Linked DNA regions of Homo sapiens: region 1 is linked to region 2. A link is an interaction called in ENCODE POLR2A ChIA-PET data of the cell type or tissue named here. Cell type or tissue: PC-9. All regions are shown on one strand.

What was found. Peaks named below come from ENCODE experiments on the same cell type or tissue, not always from the same donor. Only the 100,000 strongest peaks of a DNase experiment are listed, where the experiment ranks them.
Region 1: POLR2A ChIA-PET joins it to region 2 with 18 read pairs; 2 of 35 experiments call an interaction of 5 or more read pairs at or near these places.

Annotation. Positions count from the first base shown.
Region 1 is chr1:197,735,059-197,739,058 of GRCh38, forward strand. All of the region lies in intron 2 of DENND1B (DENN domain containing 1B), which reads right to left. It also overlaps the pseudogene RPL24P5. Among named protein-coding and RNA genes, the nearest start is that of DENND1B, 38 kb to the right of the region's middle. In PC-9, no CTCF peak of the experiment used is centred here; a DNase peak (open chromatin) is centred at 1,813; H3K27ac peaks cover 1,224 bases.
Region 2 is chr1:197,856,532-197,860,531 of GRCh38, forward strand. No RefSeq gene overlaps it. Among named protein-coding and RNA genes, the nearest start is that of C1orf53, 44 kb to the right of the region's middle. In PC-9, no CTCF peak of the experiment used is centred here; no DNase peak of the experiment used is centred here.

The sequences.
Region 1 (4,000 bases), 120 kb before region 2:
CAAAATTTAAAAGAACATTTCATAAAACAATAATATGCAATTTTAAGAAAATAGATTTGGTTAAATCTATATTATATATGAATAATACAAAAGTTAACAGAAAGGTACAAAAAACAATATTGAATGGGTCCAACATGCCTACCATTGAGTATCTTTTACATCAATGAATTAGCAATCTGTAAAATGATTACAGTACCAAATACATCCACCCAAATACTGGAGGCAGAATGGCTTTATTCTACTATACCTCTGCTTCAAGTGGTTTTATTTCCTCAGAATGCTACACAGCTCCACCTTGGCTTTTGGCAATTAAACTAAATAAAATTTAAAAGTCCAAGACCTCAGAGAATTCACTGTTAAAAAAAAATACTCTGAAGCTACTTCTCATGGGTTCTCGGGTACATTTCCTTTGTTAGAAGAAGTGATCTAAAGTTTTGCTTAACAGTTTATGTTTACTTTAGTGTGAACTATGAAACATTCCATTTACAAAGTGTTCTTAGACTTTTATGAATTCTAAAGGGTATTACTCGAAAATACAGGTTGGGGCCATCTTTTCTCCTCCCGTGGAGCTGCCGCCATGAAGGTCGAGCTATGCGGTTTCAGCCGGTACAAGGTCTACCCCGGACACGGGAGGCGCTACGCCAGGACCGACAGGAAAGTTTTCCAGTTTCTTAATGCAAAATGCGAATCGGCGTACTTTTCCAGGGGGAATCCTCGGCAGATAAGCTGGACTGTCCTCTACAGAAAGAAGCACAAAAAGGGACAATTGGAAGAAATTCAAAAGAAAAGAACTTGCCGAGCAGTCAAATTGCAGGGGGCTATTACAGGTGCCTCTCCTGCTGATATAATGGCCAAGAGGAATCAGAAACCTGAAGTTAGAAAGGCTCAACGAGAACAAGGTATCAGGGCTGCTAAGGAAGCAAAAAAGGCTAAGCAAAGTATCTAAAAACACTGCAATGGCTGCTGTTAAGGCACCTACAAAGGCAGCACCTAAGTAAATGATTGTGAAGCCCGTGAAAGTTTCAGTTCTCGAGTTGGTGGAAAACGCTAAACTGGCAGATTAGATTTTTAAATAAATATTGGACTTAAAAAAAAAAAAAGAAAATATAGGTTGGAATACTGCAAAACAACCCACTCTTTTGATTTCAAGCTCAATTTTAAGCTGCAGATTCCAACTTTTATTGAACTTGAATAGCAAAAATTTTGAGTCAGAGATAACATAAGATCTACTCATTTTGAGACTTGGGATTAAATGGTTTGCCCAATTCTTTCTACCTGTCTGTCTGTCTCTCTATCTATCTATCTATCGAGACAGGATCTTGCTCTCTTGCTCAGGTTGGAGTACAGAGGCACAATCATAGCTTACTGCAGCCTCAGTTGAGGCTGCCTCAGCCTCCCAAATAGCTAAGACTACAGGCGTGTGCCACCACACCCAGCTAATTAAAAAATAATAATAATTTGTACAGACAGGGTCTCACTATGTTGTCCAAACTGGTCTTGAATTCCTGGCCTGAAGCAATCCTCACACCTTGGCCTCACAAAGCACTAGGATTAGAGGTGTGAGCCACCATGCACAGCCTCTTATGTTTTAAATTAAAATAATAAATTCTATGTATGTCATAAAAATCATCCCTGAGATAATCTGTGATAAATTTGTTACTGTAACCTTTCCTTACAAATGCCCATACTGCATTCCTGTTGTACTGGAATGTCTATTCATTAGCCCCAAGGCTCTACTGATCTTGCTTGCCTTTCTCTTAGACTGCTATTCAGATTTTTGTTATACCACTCATTCTGAAAACAGCTTCCTTTTTATTTGCGACTGCTGAGTACACACCCAAGCATCTATTCTTTTGAATGTCTCTTTGAGACTACTTCATAAATGAGATTTCTCAATACTAGCATTTATGCAAGACATCAAAACTATTGCTATGTCTCTTGAAAATCACTGAAGACTGACTAATTGCACATAAAAAAGCCTATTCTGAGTCTAAATCATACTTCATCTTTGATAAGCCCTCATCCATTCCTAACTCTATCCCAGTTCTTCCAATTGCACACATAGGGCATATCAGAGACACTGCTCCTTTCCTACAATCAGCTATAAGGCAGCACACCAATAAACCTGACAGCAACATCTCCAACAGAATAGTGGGAAAATCATCTGCCCTATGTCGAAGTGGTTGGATCTAAGCACCACCATAGCCCTATTCCTTTAGACAATGGCTTCAAACTTTCAGATGCATAACAATCACCTGGGAAACTTTTTCCAAAATGTAGATTACACTCCCACCTCCATCCTTAAAATAATCAAAGTATGTCCCAGGATCCTGACTTCTCAATAAATCATCTATAGCTCTAAATCACATACTGACAAACACTGAATAGCAGCTCTTTCTAAACACTTGTGGACATCTGTCTAGCAACATTAAACATTCCATCTTGGAGGTATGACAAAACTCCACAGGCCCCTGAAAACAAGGAGATTTTTTGCACTCTATTAGACTTGTTTGCCTCTATCTACTAAGCATTATAGGAGATTCTCCTACTTAATCATTACGGTGAGAATGCAACAATGATTCTTATTCATTTTTAGGCCTTTTCTTAGCTAGACAAGAAAAACATTCACATAGGTATCCAGGATCTAATTTACTACAGGTAGGGAAGCCTCAAGATTCTAATTATGTAAAAATTGGTGAATTTAAAAATAAATACTTAGAATTCTGCTTCAAAAAAAGAAAAACAAGTAAAGCTATGTCTTCCTGTTGAGTTACAATACACATCTCCCTTTAGTCTGGTAGAACTGTGTTTTCCAATCACCTTGAGGAAATAAAGCATTACTTAGTTCTAAGATAAAATTTCCAGTATTATGCTGAAATTTTATTAGAAAGGAGAGGGTAACATAGATATCTGACCTGGAAGCAGATAACCCAGCTCATTTTCTTCCCGCAGGTTTTGATTGCCTCCTAATTTCCTATAATTTATTGTCCCTATTTACTTTCCCCTTCAACTGTATTTACACAGATTTCTCTGACACCTGTTTATTACATTTCTTCTCCTCTCTGTCACTGATCCAGTATGAATTAGCATGCATGAGTACCCTCTGTTATATAACAGGACAAAGGGGAGTATCTAATATTATAACTGGAAAAGAAGCTTTCATGACAAATGATTTTGAACCAATGCTGAATTTTGAATTTAAGGTGCTATTTTTCTCATTTAGACATAGAAGTATTTTCCTTTCAAAGCCAAAAAATATCAACATTAAATCCACATAGAGAATGACAGCCAGGTCACAACAATTCCCTCGTTTCTGGGAACTACATCTTATACCCAGGGTGGGTTTTCAGTAGTTGCATCCACAATTGGTGAATGTGACCTCAGGCCAGAGCTGATAAGTCAAACACATGACCTAATCTGGCCAGTTTCTTTCTCATAGAAGACTTGGGTTATTAACTGTGAAACACAACATGGAAGATGCTGATGCAGAATCACTTTTTGGCAGAAAGATGACAGAAGATCCTCAGAACTTCCATGGTAACTATATTCCCAAACATTATTTACCCATGTACTTAGTTACCATAGCTTTTCTTCTAACCATAGATGCAGAATGTTAAAGCAGCACTTTTACATCCATAAACAGGACATCTGCTTCCAGCCAAGAGAAAGTACAAACTGTATTTGCTCTCTCTCTAACAACTAAAAATCTAAAAAAATACATTAAACAATTTTCAGACATTAGTAAATGCAGGACAGTGATCCCTGACAGAGATAAAACAAACAAGGTAAGCCTTACAATTGGTCTTAATATCTGGAGTTTCCAGGATGTGGCACAAGGTGGGAGAAACCCAGGCAGAGCCCAGTGGTCTTCCTGAGATGAGGTTGGAAGGCCAAAGCATCTAGACTCCACAAAGAGAACAGAGACGAAGCTGCACAGGAATAGAGCTCTGGAGAGCTGCAGAAGGTTCACCACCAACCCACCCAAGACTTTAGTGCTGAT
Region 2 (4,000 bases):
ATTTATTTATTTTTTGAGACGGAGTTTCGCTCATTGCCCAGGTTGGAGTACAAATGGCGCAATCTCGGCTCACCGCAACCTCTGCCTCCCAAGTTCCAGCCATTCTCCTGCCTCAGCCTCCTGGGTAGCTGGGGTTACAGGCATATGCCACCATGCCCAGCTAATCTTTTTTTTTTTTTAGTAGAGACGGGGTGTCTCCATGTTGGTCAGACTGGTCTCAAACTCCTGACCTCAAGTGACCTGCCCGCCTTGGCCTCCCAAAGTGCTGGGATTACAGGTGTGAGCCACCGTGCCCGGCCAGTCTGGCTTTCAAAATCTAGTTGCATTTTCAAAACCCTGTATAGATTTTACCCATTTATTCCCCCCACCCCCGCCCCCAGCTTTTAAAACTACAGAGGAGGAGTTGAGCAACCATTTTTTTTTCTGGTTATTCCAAAAACAACCACTTATTGGGAAGTGGTTGTTTTTGTTTGTGTGTTGTTGTTGTTGTTTGTGTCACTGTTTGTGTGCTATGTGTTAAGGCAGGAGTTGCAAACTCAAGGCCTCATGAACTACGTAGGTATCTCAAATTAAAGAGACAGGCAGTAGGGACGGGGGGGGCACAATAATAGTGAACTGGACCACACAGGCCCAGTTGAAAGCCTGAAGCCCTTGCTCAACTGCTGCACATTGGTTACCTAGTAGGAATTTAGGCCCAGGATGGCCAAACTTTCAATTTTCCAAGAGAAAACAGAAATACAGATTTTTATGTGGCAAACATTTTTGGAAGGCAATTTGTCAATCTATCAAATTATAAATTGTGCATTCTCTTAATGTTTCCTGTAGAAAAACCCTATCGGGTACACAAGGATATATGTAAAATTGCACTTATTTATAATAGTGAAAGTGGATGAAAAGTTAAAAGGCCACCAATATAGGATTGAGGAAACAGATTGGGTATACTACAAAATGAAAAAACTATAAACGTGTCTATCAAAGCATTTTTAATTTTTTTCTTTCCTTTTTCCTTTTTCTTCTTTTCTTCTTTCCTCCCTTCTATCAGTCTATAAGTGGAAGCACCTAAATTTTGCTCATTAGAGCATCTGTCACAAAGAACAACTACAAAAAATTGTTGCCTCCAAGCTGACTTCCCTTTTCTGCTAGCCTTCAAGTGGTACTATTTAGTTATGCAAATGTAAGACAATAAGTCACCTGCTTTTGGAAAGAATAACAGCACCTTTTATTTAACAAGGTTGTCCTCTTCCTGGCACATAAAGAACCAACTTGCATTAGACGCCACTGAGAAGGAATGACCTGTACCCCCATTCCTATTCTCTGATACTCAAAGTCTACAAGAATTCTGGAAAAAACAGATGGGCTCCTTCCAAAATGCAGTGGTAGAGCAGGGTGGTAAAATCCTATAAATAAATTTACCTTGAGGTAACAAAGAAAGAGCATGGATAAGCCAGCCCCTGCAACTGAGTCTTTGAGAGAAAGGGAACTGTAGTTCTTGAAGCACTGTTGCAGTCCTCCTGAGGCTGACTTCAGCACTGGGCAAAGTGACTGTGTGGAAAGTCAGAGCGGGTCATTAAGAGCTATAGGCCTTGAGATCCCAGGCGAACTTTTCTTTCCCTGAGGAATCACTTTCCCTCCCAGGGCTGCTCTGGAGGGGCAGGGCCTTGCCCCAGCATCTGAGATAATGGCCAAACTGGGCACTTAGTGTAATTCTTTTTTAAAAAATATCAACTTTTATATTAGATTCAGGGGGTACATTTGCAGGTTTGTTACATGGATGTTGGTTACATATGTGATGCTGAGGTTTGGTGTATGAATGATCCAGTCACCCAGGTAAGAGAGCATAGTATCCAACAGTTAGTTTTCTAATCCTTGCCCCCGTTCTTCCCTCCTCCCTCTAGTAGTCCCCAGTGTCTATTGGTCCCATCTTTATGCCCATGAATACCCAATGTTTAGCTCCCACTTATATATGAGAACATGCGGGATTCGTTTTCTGTCCCTGTGTTAATTTGCTTAGGATAATTAATTGGATAAAGGAAATGTGGTACATATACACTATGGAATACTACACAGCCATAAAAAAGAACAAAATCGTGTCCTTTGCAGCAACATGAATGCAGCTGGAGGCCATTATTCTAAGTTGAATTATTTACGCTGTGGATTACACCCTTGAAGATGGCTGCTCCTTCAGAGAGAAAAGTTCCTGTAGGCTAGAACCTTTGGAGACATTTTCGGGAAGTCATTAGGCATTTGAACTGAGTCAAACACTAATCATCCCAAGAAAAATACTTTAACTATTTCACAAAGTTTGACCAAAATAAATAAAAACAACCATGATAAATTTAATTCAACAAATATTTGTTGAGACAACAACTGAGTCTGCTAAGTATAAAGCTATATACTGGGCACGATGGGATATAACGGGGTAAAAAAGATAACCCAAAGTTGGTCACTGGCTTCAGGGAACCTACTGTCTAGAACTAGGCTGTCCAATATGTAGCCACTTGTCTCATGTAGCAATTTAAACTTAAATTAACTAAAATTAAGTAAACTTTAAAATCCAGTTTCTCAGTCACAGTAACCACATTTCAAGTGCTCTATAGCCACATTAACATCACAGAAAGTTCTATTGGACAATAGTGGTCTAGAGTTGAGGGGCGGTGGCTGTGGTTTTCAGCTTTGCAAACCATAAAATCACTATTGTAACAACTCAGCTCTGCTGCTGTGGCTCAAAAAGCAGCCATATACAATAAGTAAATAAATGAGCATGATTATATCCAAATAAAACTTTATTTTCAAAACTAGGTGGCAGGCCAGCTTGTCTTGTGAACAATAGTTTGCTGAGCTACTATCTACAGAAGGAAACCACTAACTATAGTAAAAGAGTGCAAGATAAGAATAGAGAATTGAGTAACTTTCTGTGGGAATTCAAACGGTCTTTATGGATGCATTACCTACAATAATAAAGTATTTTTGTCTTAAGCCACTGGCTTTGGGGTGATTTGTTAGACAGCAATAGATAACAGATAGAGTTAATCATACTATGCCCTTAATACCTTATATAAACAACTTTCCGAATACCAAAATATAGTTTATTTACCATATTTTATATCTCCCAATGCTCAAAATTCATATCCTTTATGGAGCCTTTGCCACTTCTCCATGCAAATCTGTGAGTCTACCCTCTAACATTTTAAAATCTCTACTACTGCACATTGAATTGTAAGTATTTGCTATATGCCTTTCTCCCTATGTATGGAAGTAAGCTCTTCAAGAATAAAGTTTATGACTTTATCTTTGAATCCCTAGTGTCTAAGACAAATTTGGCACCTAATAGGCATTTAATAAATGTTTGTTAAATTAGTACAGCCAATGACTTGATATTATTGTCAGCAGCCTCAGAGCTTACATACTTAGCATTTTATACAGCTTTTGCACACTAGGTATATAATAATGTTTATTTAGCCATTGCTTACATCCTTGCAATAGCTCAATATTTTATCTGTTCAAAGAATCACTGAAGGCCAGGCATGGTGGCTCATGCCTGGAATCCCAGCACTTTGGGAGGCCAAGGCAGGCAGATCACTTGAGGCCAGGAGTTCAAGACCAGCCTGGCTAACATGGCAAAACCCCGTCTCTACTAAAAATACAAAAAAAAAAAAAAAAAAAAAAATTAGCCGGGATGGTGGCACACATCTCTAATCCCAGCTATTTGAGAGACTGAGGCAACAGAATCACTTGAACCAGGGAGGCGAAGGCTGCAGTAAGCCGAGAGAGTGCCGCTGCACTCCAGCCTGGGTGACAGAGCCAGACTCTGCCTCAAAAACAAACGAACAAATTAAAAAAAAAAATCACTGAAGCCATAAATCTCTATGTATTGTGCTTGATTTATCTAAATTTTCAACCCATGCCCTTTTTTTTCATAAATATAACAGTCTTGAAAGAAATTACAGTTACAGTTTTTGTGTTTTTTTTCTGAAGAAAATTATGCAGACTTATTTTATAA